2 separate regions of the Mus musculus genome follow, and region 2 is linked to region 1. The links are chromatin loops, found by intact Hi-C in ENCODE. Cell type or tissue: left cerebral cortex. All regions are shown on one strand. Each heading gives the region's core, and the rest is flanking DNA. Links, peaks and the distances in the headings are about the cores only.

Evidence for each region. A loop is a pair of places that touch in the nucleus more often than their neighbours do. Peaks named below come from ENCODE experiments on the same cell type or tissue, not always from the same donor. Only the 100,000 strongest peaks of a DNase experiment are listed, where the experiment ranks them.
Region 2: it touches region 1 in a loop (26-fold over the local background); 2 of 42 quality-filtered maps call a loop at or near these places.

Annotation. Positions count from the first base shown.
Region 1 is chr17:70,355,010-70,372,801 of GRCm38, forward strand. It overlaps a transcript of Dlgap1 not described here. Among named protein-coding and RNA genes, the nearest start is that of Dlgap1, 61 kb to the right of the region's middle. In left cerebral cortex, for the core only: no CTCF peak of the experiment used is centred there; DNase peaks (open chromatin) are centred at 8,829 and 9,434; H3K27ac peaks cover 365 bases.
Region 2 is chr17:71,521,525-71,524,024 of GRCm38, forward strand. Ndc80 (NDC80 kinetochore complex component) reads right to left here. Exons shown (of 17, transcript NM_023294.2): 3 at 2,058-2,135. Among named protein-coding and RNA genes, the nearest start is that of Ndc80, 4.1 kb to the right of the region's middle. In left cerebral cortex, for the core only: no CTCF peak of the experiment used is centred there; no DNase peak of the experiment used is centred there.

The sequences.
Region 1 (17,792 bases), core at 8,048-10,547:
ATGTCGATTGGCACATCTGATTGTTTTTAATGTTCCACGTACATTGGTAAACGAGATCACGAAAGTAATCTTTTGTGTATTAATGGTTTATCCACGGTTGGTCCTTCATACCCAGGGCTTCCACATCTGTGAATTCAACAAACCATGGGCTGAAATGGAGTTAGGTCTGCATTGGTGGCCTCTGTAGGGAACACGCTTTTTCTGCAGGGGACGTGTAGGGAGTGGAGTTTTTTTTCAGGATCTCCTACACAGGACTACATAACAAATAGTTACATAGTATTTATGTTGTATTAGGTATTATATGCCTAGGATATGTACAAATATTACATATTGTTTGGAAAGGGATTTGAGCATCTGTAGATTTTTTTATCTTAAGGGGATTCTGAAAGCAAAACCCCAAGGACATTGTTCATATGCATTCACAAATGATTAAGCACTTATAAATATACAGTATAGTCATGTGTATCATGTTCATATGTCTCTATAAATAACACTAGGAAATAATAGAAAAATAAAGAAGAAACTAGTTAAATACAGTAAGAAGCCAGAGCTAGAAGCCAGGCTTTTAGTATTTGTATTTTAATGTGATTTTGATTTTTATCAGCATGTGAATGAGCATCCAAGTTTTTAAACTATAGAAAAAGTAAATTAAAAAAAGCAATAGACATTTATAACCTATAAGAAAGAAGAACTTTCTTGGAAAAACAAAATATAAACCCAGAAGGCACAAAGGAAGGAAGGGAGGTCTATCCATTGATATCATCCATATTTCAAACCTTCACTATTTATGAGACATAAATGCAGGTGAAAAACAAGTTAACAACCAACCCAGATATTTGCAAATCACCCACAGACAAAGAACTAATTGTACAAACAAACATGTGAGGAATGACTTTATGTAAATAAAGGGGCAAATGACCTAAAAACAAATTTGAGCAAAGGAAAATAATAATTTCAAAATGAAGAAAGAAACGCAACTGGCCAGGGATATTTTTTTTTACTGTTTTTGTTCTATATTTTAATACTGGTAACATTTAATTATAACTTTCTGCAATTAAAATTTAATTTGTATGAGAGAGAGAGAGGGAGAGAGAAAGAAAGAGAGAGAGGGAGAGAGAGAGAGAGAGAGAGAGAGAGAGAGAGAGAGAGAACAAGAACAAGAACAGACTTGCTCACCAATGAAGCTGTGGGGTAACTCCAGACTCAGACACCAGATACAGGCAGAACCATGATGCCATCAAGAATTGACTCATGGTGAAAGAGAAAGGGAGCCATGGAGACGTACATCTGCCTCCCTCAACTTATGCCTAAGCAGACCATCTTCTTATATTATGGGCCTTCTGCTAACTTAAGATCTACCTCTGTGCCTCTTTACCATCTTTCTTTGGGCCTGTCTTCTTACTATCAATTGAAGCATGGAGAGGCTCTCATTTATAAGTACTTAAGAATGAGTAAGCTTGCTTCTGTATTTTCTCCATGAATTCAATCTTAACGGTTATCAGTATATCCTTTCTGTTCCCACTTTCCCTGATGTTCCCTGAGTCTTAGATGCCCTGTTTGCATCATAGACCTGTAGCGGTGGCTAAGGTCCCCACAGTCTGTTGTTCTCTGCGTTGTGACCAGATGAGAATTTCTGTAGATCTCTATCCACATCAGAAGGAGGCTTCTGTCTCGGTCATGAGCACTTCAGTGAATCTCTAGTTTATGACTTTGGATGAGGTAACAATGTCTGCAGGTATCTCCGTACCATAAAGAGTACAGAGTCCACGCAGACACTTGTATTTCAAGCAAGAAATGAACAAACGCCCTGCAGGGCTCTGCTGAGGAGTTAGTGTAGCTGAGCAAACTGGGCTTCAAAGATACCAGTTTCTTTAGGACTCAGCTATATGTTGCCCTATACAGAGGTTTCTTTAACTAGCTGATATACTTATGTTAGCAGAACATACCGAACATACAGCCTGGCATCTGAGTTCCAGTACAAGGCTCCCGGAGCAGCTATGGTGCTGAAGCAGTATGTCAGGTAAAGAAGCTATTAGAGTATTTTTTTTATCACACAGCAGTGATTCTAAATACTTTTAATCTTTTCAGCCCCTCTGCAAATTTAGATGGTAGGCATGGATGGGAAAAGCAGCTTAGAGGAGTTGAAATAACTTACGGAGCTGGCAGTTCAAGCAAGTGTGGTGCCACTCAAGGTGGCAGACAGCAAAGCCACCTCCCTCAAGGGACTCTGACTCACCTGCAGATTTCTTTCCTTGGTGCATTAGAAAACTTACTTTCTCATTCTGAACATCACAGGCTCTCTGGAGTCACCAAACAAATGATTTAAAAAACAAACAAACAAAAAACCCCAAACCTGTTAAGCACCGTGAGTGTCTGCCATGGGTATTTAAATCTGAACTATTTTCCATGTGTTAAATTACTTTTCTCACAGTTCTTGCCCCAGCCATCCCTCTATTTTGGTTAATTATCTCATTTTCTTAGGATTGAACATATAAGTCATATTCTCTCTCTCTCTCTCTCTCTTTCCCGTGTGTGTGTGTGTGTGTGTGTGTGTGTGTGTGTGTGTGTGAGTGAGTGAGTGTATGAGTGGGTGTATGACTGTGTGTGTATTTGCTTGCATATAGTTGTGTGTGAGTGTGTGTATGAGTGTGTGTATGTTTGTGTATTTGTGTGTGTATATGAGTGTGTTATGAGTGTGTGTGTGTGAGTGTGTGTGTGTATATTTGTGTGTGAGTGTATGTATGTGTGTGTGTGACTGTATGTGTGTGTGACTGTATGTGTGTATGTGTATTTGTGTGTGTATGTGAGTGTATGAGTGGGTGTATGACTGTGTGTGTATTTGTTTGCATATAGTTGTGTGTGAGTGTGTGTATGTTTGTGTATTTGTGTGTGTATATGTGTGTGTGTATATTTGTGTGTGAGCGTATGTATGTGTGTATTTGTGTGTGTGAGTTTATGTGTGTGTGACTGTATGTGTGTATGTGTATTTGTGTGTGTGCATGCTGTTTAGTCTCTATGCCCTGTATGTTTTCTTCACTAGCTTATAGGCACCTCTTGATTCCTTCTTAATCCTTTTGCCCACTGAAGTCCAATCATCACTGCTGCTGCCCCTTACTAGGGAAAAGAAACCACCTAGCTCACCGGCTCTGTTATGTCTTGGGTGTTAAAGCCTTGTCTTATATTTTACATCATTTGGGGGCATAATATGTGTTTGGTAATGGTCTTGCAGTGTGAAGGCCATGTTTCTTAAAAATACTTAAGGACCTCTTAGTTCTTGATTCCTTTTGATCTTCAATACCAAGTCTAAAGCTGTCAATTATATATTGAGCCTTGAATTAATGTTAAACAATTAATGTCAACACCTTCCCTTGGAAACAAACAAAAGATATATCACTATATTTGTTGATGCTAAATGACTTTTGATATATTGCAAGGAAATAGACCTATCTGATTTTTTTAATTTAATTTTATTTGTAATTCAATTTTTACACTCCATACTCCATTCCCCGTTCCCCACCCACCCTCCAACTGTGCCACACCCCACACCTCCTTCCCACCCCACTCCATCTCTACATGGATGCCCCCACCCTCTACCTCACCTGACCTCTAAACTCCTGGGGCCTCCAATCTCTTGAAGGTTAGGTGCATCATCATGAACACAGACCCGGAAGTCCTCTATTGTATGTGTGTTGGGGGCCTCATATGAGCTGGTGTGTGCTGTCTGTTTGGTGGTCCAGTGTTTGAGAGATCTCGAGGGTCCAGATGAATTAAGACTATGGACCCCCAGAGTAGAAGCTCTCCCTAAAACTGTAACCTTACATTATTTCCTATTATATCTATTTCCTAGCAGGCGTGCCGTGTCTAGCCTCAGTGAGAGAGGATATGCCTACTCTGGTAGAAACTTGATTGATGTACCAGGGTGGGAATCCTCAAAGGGGGTCCCATTTTCTCAAAGGAGAAGGAGAGAGGGAGGGCAAAGGTCTCTGGGGGGGGAGGGAGACTGGCACCTGGTAGCATTTGATGTAAAAAGTTAATTAATTAAAAATAAATTTTAAGGGCTGGTGAGATGGCTCAGTGGGTAAGAGCACCCGACTGCTCTTCCGAAGGTCAGGAGTTCAAATCCCAGCAACCACATGGTGGCTCACAACCATCCATAACGAGATCTGACTCCCTCTTCTGGAGTGTCTGAGGGCAGCTACAGTGTAGTTACATATAATAAATAAATAAATAAATAAATCTTTAAAAAAAATAAAATAAATAAAAATAAATAAATAAATAAATTTTAAAAGAAAGAAAGAAAAATTTCCTCTATCAGCTTTGAATATATAGGCAGGAAGTTTGTCTATGTGCCATTATTCTTAATCAGAGCTTCTGTGTGTTGGGTGAATTCAGATCAGCAACCAACTATTGAATTCTTCCCACATATAAAAGGTATGCTGCTGTAACTTTGGGAAGTACGCCTGTAATCAGCTGAAATTCCTGCCTAGAGTTACAGGAAGAGAGTCACTACTCTACTACCCAAAGTGGCTTAGATTTTTAGTCCCCTGATATCGCAGTAACCAACAAAGGGCTACCTTGGGAAGTAGAGGACTTCTCTAAGAAAATGATGATAGCAAGACATCAAATAGCATGCAGTATTTACCTTGGGCCAGACACTATTCTAAACTCTTTCATTAACTTTATTCCCTTATTTTCATGATTTTGTAAAGTGTCACTGTTTGCAGAGTTTAAGTAAGTAAGCCGAAATGCAGAAAAAGTAATTAAACCTTATCAACATTAATAGGAAGTAACTGCACAGGTCAGCATGTTAACCCATATAGTCTGAAGTTCCTACTTAAGCCAATCCTATTATTCTTTAGTTTTAAGGGAAATTTTATTTTTATTTTATGTGCATTGGTACTTTGCCTGCTTATATTATATGTCTGTGTGAAGGTATACAATCCCCTGAAACTAGAGCTATAGCAAGTTGTGAGCTGCCGTGTGGATCCTGGGAATTGAACCTGGGTCCTCTGGAAAAGCAGTTGGTGCCTTTAATGGCTGAGCCATCTCTCCAGTCCCAGTCATACATTCTTAAAGCACATATGGCACACACACACACACACACACACACACACACACACACACACACAAAGGTAGGAGACTTAGACCCTCTAAATTTTGAATCCTACTGTGCAAGCTAAGTGGACAAAGCTAACAGCATTCTAAAGAAATGTGAAGGTGTTTTTTCATATCCCACAGGTCTGTTGCCTTGGTCTTTCTCCTCAGGGATAAAAGGAATAAAACTTGTGAAAAAGAATCCAGAAACAAGAAGAAAACATGGAGTGCTTAATAAGAAAATAAAACCTGTCTTTGAAAGAATATTTCACAGCACATAAGAAATATATGTAGGCTTTGTAGACAAAATAGAAAAGGCATGGTATTTTTATAAGCAACAATAAACTAATAAGAAAATAATATTACCTTCTTTACATTCCTATGGCTTTAATGTAAATCTTTTCTAGACCTCCTATTCTCCTTAAACCACTAAAATAGAAGACCTAAATGTCTATAAGTCAGACATTGAAAAAAGAAAAAAATTAATTTTCTGTATATAAAGAAATCCATTCTGTATATAAAGAAAAAGGTTAAGAGTAGATGCATATAAACACATGTGACATGTAAATGCCATGCAAATGCTAATCAAAACAAATCTGAATTGGTTATATAGGCTTCAGGTGACATAGACATCAGTATTAACAGGTACCAGAGGAAGAACACTAGCATCTCAGAATCATGATGTGGACAAGTCCCCAAGGAGAGTACACAATCCTAAATACATAGGCATCTAACAACCAATCCTTGAAGTGCATAAAGCAAAACCTGATAGAAACAAAGGGGGATATAAACATGATTATATTTGAGAACTTCAACACTTCTCTCCAAGTAATTGATAGAACAAGAGAGAAGTCCACAAGAAGATTGAAATATTAAACAACCCAAGCAAGCAACCCAACCTGACATTTGCAGAACTCTCAACCCAACAAGAGTAGTACATCTACTCTTCCTAAGGGGAAAATATACCAGAAACAGGTCAGGTTATGAGCCACAAAATACACATTGACACTTTGATATAATTAAGGATGCACCACATGGAATTCAATCAGTAAAAAAAAATAAATTCCCAAGCATTTTAAAGCTAAATAACTATGAGCTGAAGCTTACAGGAAAAAAAAAAAAACACACAGCTCTATTACAGATTACAGCCTCAAGATTATAGTGAGATGTTTCAGAGGCAAAGCTAAATATATGTCTTGGGCTTTCTTCAATAACATCTAAGGCCTATAGCAGAGTGCTCTAGTTTTGCTGTTCTACTGCCACCAAAGGTAATGCCTTGATTTAGGACTCTTTCATTTTGTAACTATAAAATGGTTGTTTGACCACGCCTGCATTGGAAACCTGTTTGAGGTAGCCAAATTTCTGTTCCTTGGCCAGGATCACTTATGACCAAGAAGTTCCTCTTGGGGTAAGGTATGGTGCTTGCATACATAGCTGCTTATGATGTAAGCTGGGTTTGCTGAATTAAACAAAGGAAGCAGATTCTTCAATGGAGATTAAAAACCCCTCATTAGCATGGAAGTGAATGGGAGGCTGATGGAAACAATCACTACTTCTTGAAATAACCAAAACCCTTGACCGCCCACATTTTTCTTTCTGTCTTGCTGGCTTGTCTATGTGGTAAATAATTAACTTCTTGATTTGTAAAGAGGCTGACATTTGGAAAGATTTTGCAAATGGTATTGTCCCTCTCCAGTCTTCTCCATGTTCATATTCTAGTTTGGTTCTGATACTCAGTTGCATGGGGACTGTGTGGCCTGCATTAATCATTTCCATATGGTATAGAGAAAGCAGTATAGGATAACCTGTGAGTACAGAAACCCTCCTCATTTGCCTACGTATAATTGGTAGGTGGAGTGGGTGGTATGCCCCACCATTAACCATCCTGAACTTAGTTTATTTAGCTCTATGGGACAGGTTCTTCTTAATTTAAAGTCAACAATACACAATTTTAGCTGGCTGTGGCGGCTTACATAGGGAGTGTCAAACTGAGTGGGACTACATGAAACCTGTTCTCAGTCAGTCAAGGAAAGAAAAAAAGGAGAGAACTAGAAAAAGAAGAAAAATCAAAAACAAGAAGAGGAAAGAAGGAAAGGGAAGAGAGAGGGAAGGAGGGAGGGGAATAGAGAGGGGAAAATAAAAGTCTTTTCTTCCATTGTCTTAGCCTATGTCCCTGGGTCCAAAACAAAAAAAAAAAAAAATGAAAAAGATGTATTGATAAAATTGATGCACTTCAATTCATAGGTCTTACATGGCATAGAATCTCCATAAAGAATGTTAAGTCCAAAGAAATGTGGTAGGGAAGGAACATCTGGTGAGAGGGTGTGTGTACTCTGGTAATAATTGCCATGATGTGGCACACTTAGCAGGGCTGTGGGTTCAGAGTCTTCTCTGCCTCTCTGTATCTTCAGAGACAAGGATGTCTCTCCCCTCTGAGTATAGGCAGACATCTCTTCTATGTCTTTGCCCTGCCATGAGGGAGAAGACAGAAAATTAGAGACTCTACTTCTACACCTGCCTCACGTGACTTATGCTTAGATTCCCAATACACCGAGGCCCATATTTGCAGCTAGTGCTAGGGTATTTTTGAACTGCATCAAGAATAAGTCTCAGTTTCTAGTAATAGAAAAGTTATCAAACATAATGTGATATAGAATCAATTTTTTTTCCTAAAGTAATATCCTTAGAATAAATTAAAAAAAAAATTTTTTTAAATGTATAGTACTCAAGTTCTTATCAGGAATACCTGCTTCCTGGTAGATGAGTGATAAAACTGTAAGAAAATAGGTATGTGCATAGAGAATGACTCAGTAGCCTCATTTCTGTCTCAGTGGTAAACACGTGAACCAAAAGTAACTTTGGGGAGGGAGAGTACATGGGAAAAGCACACATGTTCACACACAACCAATGAGCAGTGTAACAAGTTCTTACACATGGAAGTACATACACATGGAAGTGTAGCTCAGTGGTGGTACACTTGCATTGAATGTTAGAGTCTGTGGCTTCCAGCAAAAAAGATGTGTTTAAGTAACATCTGAAAGTATCTAGTATAGTGTTTGACACCCTGTACTCAATAAGTAATAATATCTTTCAATGTTCCCAAACGTGTTTCTGCCATCACACGGAAAGGGAGATATTTATGTAATTCTTACCATTCATCACGTCTCACTAAGAGCCACTGTGCGGCATCCTAAAGTGGGACTGATAATTAAGGCTGGATTTTTCTCAAAGCCCATTTTACACAGGCAAAGCACTATAGTTTATCTATTTTTAGCTAAAAGAGGAACTTACACTCTATTGCTCCCTGTCTTCAAAATCCCTGGCAAATGGAAGCATAGCTCTTTCACTTTGTGCCATGAAGTGCTTGTAATTTAATAAAATGGAATTTGAAATTCTCTTCAAAATTGGAAACTACCCAGCAAAGGGAGAAGTGAAGTGGATCCTAGGTAGTTCACATTACCAACTTTATTTTGTTTCTGAACAGAATAAATTTAATGGACACACACTTTAAGGCTCTGAGCTAAATCATCACAGAAATACATCATGAGAGGTGTGCCTGCCTGTTAATGGCTCTGCAGCCACTGCCTTAAAAGACTATGTAAGACTCACTTGAGGCAGCTACGGAATCCTGGCTCTGTTTTGTACTGAAGTCAGAGACTCTGGAAGGAAACCAGAAATCTCATTGTTAGTAAGCCAAGGATTCTTGCCTACATTGAAGTTGCTCGGCCATATTCATGTAATGCCTTAGCCCTGTAGGAACAGATGGGAGCCAAGGGAGGGGGTGAGCTCCCACAAGTGCCAGGAGCAGAATACAGCTTGCTTTATGGTTTTCTTTCCCCTTATCCAGACAGATCGCTTTCACACCTACAATTCTACTACAGTTGCATGGCTTTTTTTTTTCTGATTATTTTTTTTTATTCATGTTACATCCCATTCATGGGAGAGCATGGCTTTTGTAGTTGGCATGATTTCTTCTCCCACTGTCCCAAGACTAAACCTACATGTAGATATAGGGAACCTGAAAGATGACACTTCCACAATATACATGCAAGGCACACACACACACAGAGAGAGAGAGAGAGAGAGAGAGAGAGAGAGAGAGACAGGGACAGGGACAGAGACAGAGAGACAGACATACACACACAGAGAGACACATATGCTCTCTCATTCTTTCTAACACACACACACAAACACACACACACACACACACTTTCTCTTGATTTTCCCTTTCGGAATGGCCAATATACAGTAGCTCAAGTCTGTTCCCTAAGCTTTGTTTGCTATGAATTTATGTGGGAAACTGAAACTCTCATTCACCACCTGTGAGTCAAGGCTGAATCCAGAGGCTGCCAGTCTTTAGCTTTGCAAACCGCATTTATTTATCTGAACAAGAGGAGCCTGTGGTGGTCTGAGTGAGAAGTCCCTCATTGAGTAGCAGCCATTTAAATACTTGGTCCTTAGCTGTTGACTTTTTGAGGAGAATTAGGAGGTGTGGCCTAGCTGGGGAAATGGTATCACTGGATGGAGTAGGCTTTGAGGATTTAAAAACCATGTTGCTATTTCTAGTAAGATCCCTTTCTCTCCCTCTCCCTCTCCCTCTCCCTCCCCCTCTCCCTCTCCCTCTCCCTCCCCCTTCCCCTCCCCTCCCCCTCTCCCTCTCCCTCCCCCTCTCCCTCTCCCTCTCCCTCCCCCTCCCCCCCTTCCCCTCCCCTCCCCCTCCCCCTCCCCCTCCCCCTCCCCCTTCCCCTCTCCCACTCCCTCTCCCTCTCCCTCTCCCTCTTTCTCCTCTTCCCCCTCCCCCATCTGTGTTTCTTGTTTGTGGTCTGATAAGGGAGCTCTCAGCCTCCAGCTCTAGCTCCTGTGTCTGCTGCTTGCTATCTATAACATTACAGGCCATAACCCTCTAGAATTATAAGCCCCCAAATGCATTCTTTCTTCTATAAATTGCCTTGGTCATGGAGATTTATCACATTTTTATATACTTAGAAAAGTAATTAATACATTGAAGAATATGAGAGTAATGGTCGTAAGATTAAGAGCTGCAATCTACTCCCCATGAGAACCAGTCTATGGTCTCCACATCATTATCCCTGCTTAATTAACATGGAAGTGCCAAGGCTCCGTTACCTAAAAGGCCTTGGTTTTCTAGGAAGCATGAATCCATGTGTATACCCACCCTCACTTCTCACTCCCTCTCTCCTATCCTCCATTCTTCCCACAAGGAATGCGGAGGCCCAGTGTGCAGATTGTGAAGAGGTTTCTGGACAGACAGCATTGCTTTGTAAACCTGTAGTATGAGTTCTAACATTGCTTGCCTGGGGCAGCCCCAGCGTGGGGGGTTTCTTCTTTCTTGTTGGTTCTTCTTGAGTCAGCGGAGGGGGAAGAGCATAGGCAGAGGGTAAGACTTTGTCTTACACGAAATTTAGGGTTTCTGTATAATAAAAAAGTTTACTTATCTAAGTCTACCTTACCATGCTATTGTAGCTGACCTGCCTTCTGTGATCCTCTGAGGCCTGAAACTGCAGTCTCTGGCACTTAGCACCTCATCCTAAAACAGCAGGAGATTGAGTAAAGGATTAATTGCTAGAGCCTTTTCCCTGTTGTTCAGATGCCTCTTGCTTGTTGGGCTAGGAGGAAGTTTGGAACAATAAACTTGTATTGAACCAGGAGAAGAGAATAACACTCGCAGAGGAAAAACTTTTACATAAGTGAATATGCATAATCTTACATAAATTCATATACAGATTCATGCATGCTCATTTATTCATTTACACATTTCCACTCAAACCCAAAGCTTACACACACATCCATACTGATATATGCATGCGGAGCAAAAGACCAAGCACTGGTGCAGAAAGAACTCACTCATTCTGGATGAAAAATGAGCTCCAATCTTTATTACATAGAGAAAGAAAAGACTTCTACATTTTTAATACTAAATGAATTAAACCCATGTTTGTAAGAAAAAAAGCTTTGTTTCTGTTAATAAGACTAAACCTGCCTTGTCCTTACCATGGGACCTATTCTGTCCCATGGTAAGGAGAAGCCTGCCTGCTCCTTTGGCTCTCTGCGACATCTTCTTTTTCCCCTCTTTCCTTCTGCATTCTGCACATCGCCTACAATTTCTAAGTTATTCCATGATGCATTCTCCTTCTAATCTAAAAAAGTGTTCTGTCTAAAAACTTCTCAGCTCAGTTCCTCTCAGCTCAGTTTTTCTCACCTCCATTCCTCTCACCTCAGTCCCTCAGTTCTGACTCTTCTCTTTGTCCTTAGCCCTTAAACATCTTCCAGAATACATGATAACATGTTAAAAAACGTTCATCAAAAGTTTATATAGAAAATCAAATCATATATTGAAATAGAAGTTTACAACAGAGAATGTCTTCATGCATATCCATGAGGAGGAATTATCTAGCTAAACATCCATCACCTGTCTCAGCTCCATAGATTCACTGAAGGTTTAAAACCATAATTAAGTTATAAGTGAAGTTTTCTATAGATAAACCCAGTCGATATTTTACCTTCTGTCCTAGCACCCATAATAAATCATTAGTTCTTTTTATGACCTTTGGTTAATTGTTTTACAACCTCTTGGAATGCGCTCTGAGTAGGAGAAAGTCTGGTTACCATCAATTGACTGGTGACACTTGGGAGACCAACGGAGTTCTCCTTGCAGCTTTGACTACCAGAAAAGGACCTAATAGCAGTCCCGTTATAAAAGAGCATAATAATCACAGCTATAATTTTAGGAATTCTTATAGGATCATCATTAAGACTTAAGTCATCTATTTGTCTCTATAGCATCACTACAGGATAGTACATCACAGATCTCCTCTAAAGGGGGTGTGGTACTACTTAGTGATTGTTATATATGTTTAATAATAACAGGAAAAGCCTATTAACAGCAGGAATCTTTCCTAAAATGAGTCTCTCACAGCCTTGCTTAGTGAGGGCTCACCTGTCACAGGTTATATAATAATCCGAGGCAGGCCACTTCAGGATGATCACCTGCTAGTTATTAGCTTGTCCCGTTATGGCTCCTGATAATCGCTGTTTATTCACAACTTCATATGCTGTTTCTTCTCTTCTGAAAAACCTTGTGAGGCTCTCATCCCACCCAGTGTGTAAAGCATCTCCTGTCAGACTTTTCAGTTACTCTTTCTGCTGCCCTAGGGGGATGTCAAACATCTTTTCACACAAGTACTTTGAGGAGCCATTAAAAATATCAGTTTATGGATCTGCCCCTGGGCTTGAAAGTGGGATTAAAGGCTGCTGTTTTTGTGTTTGGTCATTATCTTTTCTTGTGGTACAGAATTAAAATAGGCCAGGCAAGCACTCTCCTACTGAGCCCCAGCCCCAGATCTCATTCGGTTGTCTCTGTCTAAATAGAATGCATAGAACTTTATGAGAGCCAGGGAGTCCGATGTATACAGAGCTCTACATCAAATCAGTTCTTCTAGTTTTGGTTTGGCCTGTCTTGGTGATTGACAGTTCTAATCTCCACATATGTTAGTTTAATTTTAATGTTTTTAGAGTGATATAGTTTAATTTTAATAACTTTCTAGAGTGATACATGAATAAGCTAGTTTAGATCTCTTCTGAACTCTGTCATGTCACTGAAACTCTGTTAGGGTCAGCGCATGTGTGTGTAGGTGTGATAACCTTGAGTGGCAATCTCAGGGACATCATCAATGACTTTCCTTTGAAACAAGCTCCTCGCTGGCCTGGAGTACATCAATTAGGTTAAACTAGCTGGCAACAGCCCTGGATCTCCTCTCTCTGCCTCCCAGGGCTGGGTAACAAGCACAAGCCACTCTGTAGGACATTTTTATGTAGGTTCTGGGGATCAAACTCAGATCTTCATGCTTGCAAGGACTTTACAGATGGGACTGGCCCCGCCCCCTGAAGCTCTACTTTCCCTGGGAAAGGACCTTGATCCTTAGGATGTAGGTGTCCGGTTTTCTTTCTTGTTGCTGTGATGAAATACTCAGACAGAAGAACTTAGGGGAGGAAAGGTTTATTTTAGCTTATAGTTCCAGGGTACAGTCCATCATTACTGGAAAGCCAGAATGTGAAGCAGCTACTTAAGTTCACAGTCAAAAGCAGAGAGCAGCCATCAAATAAATCCCTCCCCTCAGAGCTCAGGGAACCCCACAGAAGATGATGCAGAAGGAGTGAGGGACACAGGACAGAGGGCACAAGAAGAATGAGACCCCCCCTAAAACAACAGACTAGAGTTCATATGAACTCAGAGCCTGAAGCAGCAAGGGTCTACACAGGTCTGCACCAGGTCCACTGCAGATAAACCATACCTTTCAGTTCAATGCTTTTAGGGAATTCCAAGTGTGTGAACTAATGGGCATCTTGATTCTTGTGCCTTCTCTTGGACTCTTTCATTTGGCTTGACTGGTCTAACTTTGATATGACGATATGATGGCTTTGTTTGTTTGTTTGTTTGTTTGTTTTTGGTTTTTCAAGACAGGGTTTCTCTGTGTAGCCCTGGCTGTCCTGGAACTCACTCTGTAGACCAGGCTGGCCTCGAACTCAGAAATCCGCCTACCTCTGTCTCCCAAGTGCTGGGATTAAAGGCATGCGCCACCACTGCCCGGTGGCTTTTTTTAATCTTATAATTTTATTTTGTAATGTTTTGTCATTATCTCTTACAAGCCTGTTCTTTTCTAGTGAGAGACAGAAAGGGAGTAGAACCAATGGTAGAGCAGATGGGGACAAACTGAGAGGAGTAGAGGGAAGGGAAACTGTAATTAATTATATTACACTGTATTAGAAAGGAAAATATGCTTAACAAATGAGGGAAACAATATAAAAATGGACAAAGAGAGAGAGAATGCATGCATGCTTACAACAGCTCAGCTAGCTCTCTCTCTACTTTCATGCCCAGCCAGAGCACAAACCTAGGGAATGGTGTCACCCACAACAGGCAGTTCTTCCCACCTCAATGAACAGAATCAAGGACAATTTCCCATAGACTTAGGAACATCTTTGTCTTTGAGGCACTAGGGATTCCCCCACTGAGACTCTGTTCCAGGTGATTGTAGATTGTGTCAAGTTTACGACTAAAAGTAAGCATCATACTCCTTACCCAGAGATGCACTTGGCTTCTCAGTGACTCAAAACGATCTAGCCTTGAAGCCTCCATGACACTCCCAAGCACTCAAACCATAGACCTCCACGTGTGGGCCTCATTCCACAGCAGGTTTCAGCATTGCTCTTTACAAATGGGCTACTTGACTTCCTTTAAAGTTAAGTGGCACTCCCTGTGACTCAAAGCTCTTAAGTACCAAATGAGTTCTGCACCAGAGCCTAAAGATTATCTAATAGCTAGATTAAATTTACATAGGGCTTTGGGACCTGTGCACTCCTAAGTGGATTGCTTTACCTGGGATCATTGTTAAGATTTACTAAGCTCGATATGACTGGGAATGGTTTCAGATATGGTTCTTCTCTGCACAGAATATTTCAAACTCTCTTCCTCTGTCCCTGCCTTGCTCACTCCTCTTTCTATGTGAGTCTTACACACACACACACACACACACACACACACACACAGAGAGAGAGAGAGAGAGAGAGAGAGAGAGAGAGAGAGAGAGAGAGTCACTGGATACTTAGCTCTTATTCAATCCATCCACTAATATATTACATTAATTGTGGGGGTTTCTTATGGCAAACTACTAAAATGAATAGAAATCTGACCTGTTAACCATGTCTATAGTGTAGCATGGATGGAACTAATCCCTTTATGCATTAATGCAATTAATTCTTGCTGGAAACTTCCCAAGCAACATGGTCCCTACTTTTCCCTCTCAGGGGGTTTGCCCATGTGCAGGAGACAAACCAGCCGTGTAACCAACAGCGTTGAGCTCTGAGAAGAGACCCGATGGCTACTGCAGAAGACAGAAGCACAGGCTGCAGTAATAACAGACACAGGGCATTAACCCTTTGTTTTCAAGAACACAGGCTCTCATGCCTTAGGTTCTCTTCTGCATTTTTCACTACTTCATTCCTGTGAATTAGGAACATGTCTTTGAGGTCCTAGGTAAATGAGACATTGCTATATCTCCGTTCTACCAATCTTATGCCACATCCAGTTGAACTTACCAGGGGCAGTGAGCTCTTTTCCTTCACCTGCAAATGTTTTTAATGAAATAAAATATATAGTGTGTCTCCAAGGAGGCCATTAAAAATGACATATTTCAGAGACGTGTACTAAGCTGCCATTGAAAAAAATACCAGTCCTGTGCTGTACTCACTTTGAGGATACGCTGGAGGCAAGAAGGCTGTATGTAGGCTGGTAAGAGAGCAAGAGAGACGTCTCAGAAAACTGAACACTGTAAATTCAGTGGGCATGGGCAGAGAGAGAGAGACAGAGAGAAAGAAAGAAAGAAAGAAAGAAAGAAAGAGAGAGAGAGAGAGAGAGAGAGAGAGAAGGGAGGGAGGCAGGGAGGGAGGGAAGGAAGGAAGGAAGGAAGGAAGGAAGGAAGGAAGGAAGGAAGGAAGGAAGGAAGGAAGGAAGGAAGGGAGGGAGGAAGGAAGGAAGGAAGGGGTAAAAACAGAGAGAGATACATAGAAAGACAAAGACAGAGATAGAAACAGAGAGAGAGAGAGAGAGAGAGAGAGAGAAAGAGAGAGAGAGAGGCAGAGGGACAGAGACTGCGAGGCAAACAGAGATACAAGCTCAAAATGGCAGAGTAAAGCCAAGAGCTGTGGTAGGTTTCAAAACTGACAAAAACCTCCATGTGAGACTAAGAACGAGAGTCTAATTAAAATAAGAACTTTACTGAATCGACAAGTGTCCCATAAAGCAGGATCAACTCAAGCCACATTAAATCCAGCTGGACCATACATAGTTCTAACATGAGTGAGTGTGCCTGGCTTGACAGTCTCAGAAAAGAAGTAGTAAAGTGGTCTCACACCCTTCCGTTTCTAATACTTACATTCCAGAGGGTTAAATAGCACCCATGCTTGTTTTTATCCAGCAGAAGACACATCTACAGTTTGTTTACTGAGGTCTTTACTATGCCTTCCTCTATATTTCAAGGACCATGTACTTAAACTAAACAGGGGCTCACCCTCTTTTTCCTTCCATAAGTGTTGCCATGAGAAAGGGTAGAAGCCTTCAGATCATTAGATACTGACAATACCATGCATTCCCTATTAAGGCTGGTTGAGAGTTGTTCCATTTTGGTGTGTTTTATAAGGAGGAAGAGGAAATATTTTCACTTGCTTCCTAGCTATCTCTTTCTGTACAGAAAAGGAGGATAAGCCCCACCCTGTGCCAGAAGACTGGAACTAGCAATCGTTATTAAAATGTTTAGAGATTTTCTGCTATTGCTCACAAACACCATATGGTTGTAGAACAACAACAACAACAACAACAAAAATCCTGTCTGGAGAAACTACTGCCATTGTGTTATTATTATTTTAATATAATGGCACTGAGAAGGATGTCTGATGTCAAGTGCTGGCCTTATAAAGTCAACCAGAGGAGAATTCCCATTGGTAAATTTCGGTCATCCTCAAGTGAAAAGGTTCCCGTCATTTTGTTGTCACGAGAACTAATGATGCGGAGTGTGACCTTCACACAGTGAGATTAACGGGAAACTGGGAGAAGCATTCTCAGAAAGAAGACCAAGTTTCTCTAGGGGTGACTGGGAGTTTTAGTCTTAAGATTTGTGTCACGCATGTCAGGAACAAACCCACATAGACATACAGGGAACACTTTCTGAGGGCTGACTGTGTGCAGATTGAAAATGACCTTGTGCCCCAGTACAGACATGCATGTGTAATTAACTATAGGACACGACAGTAAAACAAATATAGTACAGACAGCTCTCACCTGATGTTTTCAGAAAACTGTCCGAGTTCACAACAAGGACACTGGTTGATCTTGATGGCTGTAGATTAGTTGTCATGCAGCACTTTAAATAAAGCAATTTCTGAAATTCCTTCAGATTTAGTATAATGTCAGGAGTTACCCAGTGTCTCCACCATACAACTAATCATTTTCCTCTTTTGACAATTTTCTTGCCTCCCAGAATCAAGACCAACATTAAAATAACTTCTTGAAGGTCATGCTGAAATTTTAGAGGCCTGATAATCTTCAGAACCAGTAGCAGGCTTATTTCTGAGATAACAGATTGGCTCTTCCTTCTCCATAGTACAGACAGCCATTTCTATCAAAATGTGAGTCAGGAAACCTTGCTGCTCTAAGGAGCCTTGACCACATGTCTGCATAAAATATCAGAGGTGCAGAGAACCTTAAAATATTGTATCTATCCATTAATCTAGAAAAAATGTGATTGCTGCCCAGAGATGAGTATGTGCATGTGTGTGCATGCCTCTGGAATTCCATCCACATTGCCAGCTCCCAGTTTCTTATATACATATAATATATATAGTATATAATAAAGGGTTTGTTTTACATTAAATATTCTGTCATCAACCTCATTCATACTCTATAGACCTCCAGTAGTTATGGGTAAAGATATATTCTGCTCGCTTTCTTCAAATTTACCCATTCCTCTTAGTTAGATTATGTGTCCACAATAGCTCAGGACAAGTGCCGCCCTGTGCTTTGTCCTTTCCTATGTGCGTTTCTTGGGAGCTCTAACCTTGATTCCCTCCCCTGACCTTGGTCTGAACTCCAAGAGTCTCTCTTGGGTTGTTGACTGAGGAATTTA
Region 2 (2,500 bases), core at 1-2,500, 1.2 Mb after region 1:
AGTTAACATGTGCAAAGGACTTAAAACATTTGGCCTTTTTGAAAACTCAGGAAATATTAGACTCTGTAAATAACTATCTCTATCCATCAATCCTTAGAACTACTCTGAAAAGAGATACTGCAATTATCTCCCTTTAAAAAAAGGTTGTGTTTAATCTGTGTGCAGTGTGTCTGCAAAAGTGTGTGCCACACGTGTGTGTGAGAGACAGAGAGAGATGGAGGACAGAGGACAACCTGTAGAAGGAGGGTCTCTTCTCCTACTGTCAGGAGCCATAACGGGACAAGCTAATAACTAGCAGGTGATCATCCTGAAGTGGCCTGCCTCGGATTATTATATAACCTGTGACAGGTGAGCCCTCACTAAGCAAGGCTGTGAGGGACTCATTTTAGGAAAGATTCCTGCTGTTAATAGGCTTTTCCTGTTATTATTAAACATATATAACAATCACTAAGTAGTACCACACCCCCTTTACCTTTAGAGGAGATCTGTGAAGATGTACTATCCTGTAGTGATGCTATAGAGACAAATAGATGACTTAAGTCTTAATGATGATCCTATAAGAATTCCTAAAATTATATCTGTGATTATTAAGCTCTTTTATAATGGGACTGCTATTAGGTCCTTTTCTGATAGTCAAAGCTGCAATGAGAACTCTGTCAGTCTTCCAAGCATCACCAGTTATTTGCTCTTAGATGGTAACCAGACTTTCTCCTACTCAGAGCACATTCCAAAAGGTTTTAAACAATCAACCAAAGGTCATTAAAAGGCAACTAACGATTTATTGTAGGTGCTAGGACAGAAGATAAAATACCGACTGGGTTTATCTATACAAAACTTCACTAATAGCTTAGTTATGGTTTTAAACCTTCAGTGAACCTGTGGAGCTCAGACAGATGATGGATGTTTAGCCAGATAGTTACTCCTAATGGATATGCATGCACACATTCGCCGTTGTAAACTTCTGTTTCAATTTATGATTTGATTTTTTGTGTGAACTTGTGATGAACTTTGTAACACGTGATCATGTATTCTGAAAGATGTCTAAGTACTGACGACAAAGAGCAGCACGAGAATCATCAATAGAACGAAGATCAATAGGAGACTTTGTGCCTTTCCCCACTTAGGATCTTTCGCTTTTCCCCTTAGATAGCTTTCATAGGAAACTTTTTACAACTTGGTAATAAACTCTATAATCACTTCTCTAAGCGTCTTCTCTTCCTGTGACTTCCAACTAGCAGGCTGAAAAGTTAGAGCCCAGCAGTTCCTGCTGAGAAAAAACAAGGGCAGCATTGCTTAATCCTCCACTGTTAGGCTAAAGGTGTTAATTGCCTAAGCCAGCAGTCTTTTACCCCCAGAAAGAGCAAGAAAGTTTTTAGGACTTTTTAGAAGTTATCATCAGCATTTCAGTATAATTACAGAGCTAGAAAGCCCTGAGACCCCCCGACTTTAAAGCCATCACCAGAGTCCTACTCTGTGAATCCACTGCTATCCTGGCCCAGGCTGGGAGGCATCCTACCTTGTGGGACTGGGAGTTGAAAGCAGATTCCTAGACTTGGAGTTGAGTAACTTTACCTGCTGAGCCATCTTGCTGGCCCAGAAAGGTTTTTAAAGATTAAAAGCACTTTATTTTTGTAACCATATGAGATTATAATGATTTAGAGTTGCGTTTACATGACATCTTCTGAGGTTAACTTCTAATATAATCAATTCTGGCAGACATAGACCATAAAACAAAAGCTCTCTGAAGTCACTATTAGCCTTCATAGTGTGAAAGAGTCGAAACTCAAATGTTGCAATAGAAGATGGCTCTTCTTTATCCATCGGATTCTGAGAACTCGGTACAGAACACAGTAGCCTTGACCATCACCTGATAATCACAGAATCTTCTCATCACTAGCATCATGTAAAGCAGGCATCACCTAGGATTTTAACCAACACAGGAAAACCGGATCATATGTCCTGCTTCAAAGCCCCTTACAACCCATCATTATTACTGAGCTCTAAGAGAATGAAGAAATAAGAATCTACTCATTAAATATAATTAAAAACCTCATTACCTTTTCCCAAATATTGAGACTTTTCTTTCCGATGTCGGTTTGTGTGTACTCAGCTTTCCAAAGGTTGATCTTTCTTTGCTTTAAAGAAACATTGAAAACAACTCTTTAAATCAAGTGTAAAAATACTAGTTTAAGTAATTTTTGAAATATGTTAGAGTTAATACCTCCTTCCCACTGTCCCACTACCCACAACAATTTTTGAAAAATCATAGAAGTTTTTGGTAGCTGTTAGGTAGATGAGCTGCAAGATAGTATAATTTTAAAATGTTAAAAATTTCTAATCTATGTGTTTTTTTATCTTAAAATTTATTTATGTGGTGCTGAAGAGACGGCTCAGCAGTTAAGAACACTAATTGCTCTTTCAGAGGTCCTGAGTACAATTCCCAGCAACCACATGGTGGCTCACAACCATCTGTAATGGGATAGGATTCCCTCTTGTGATG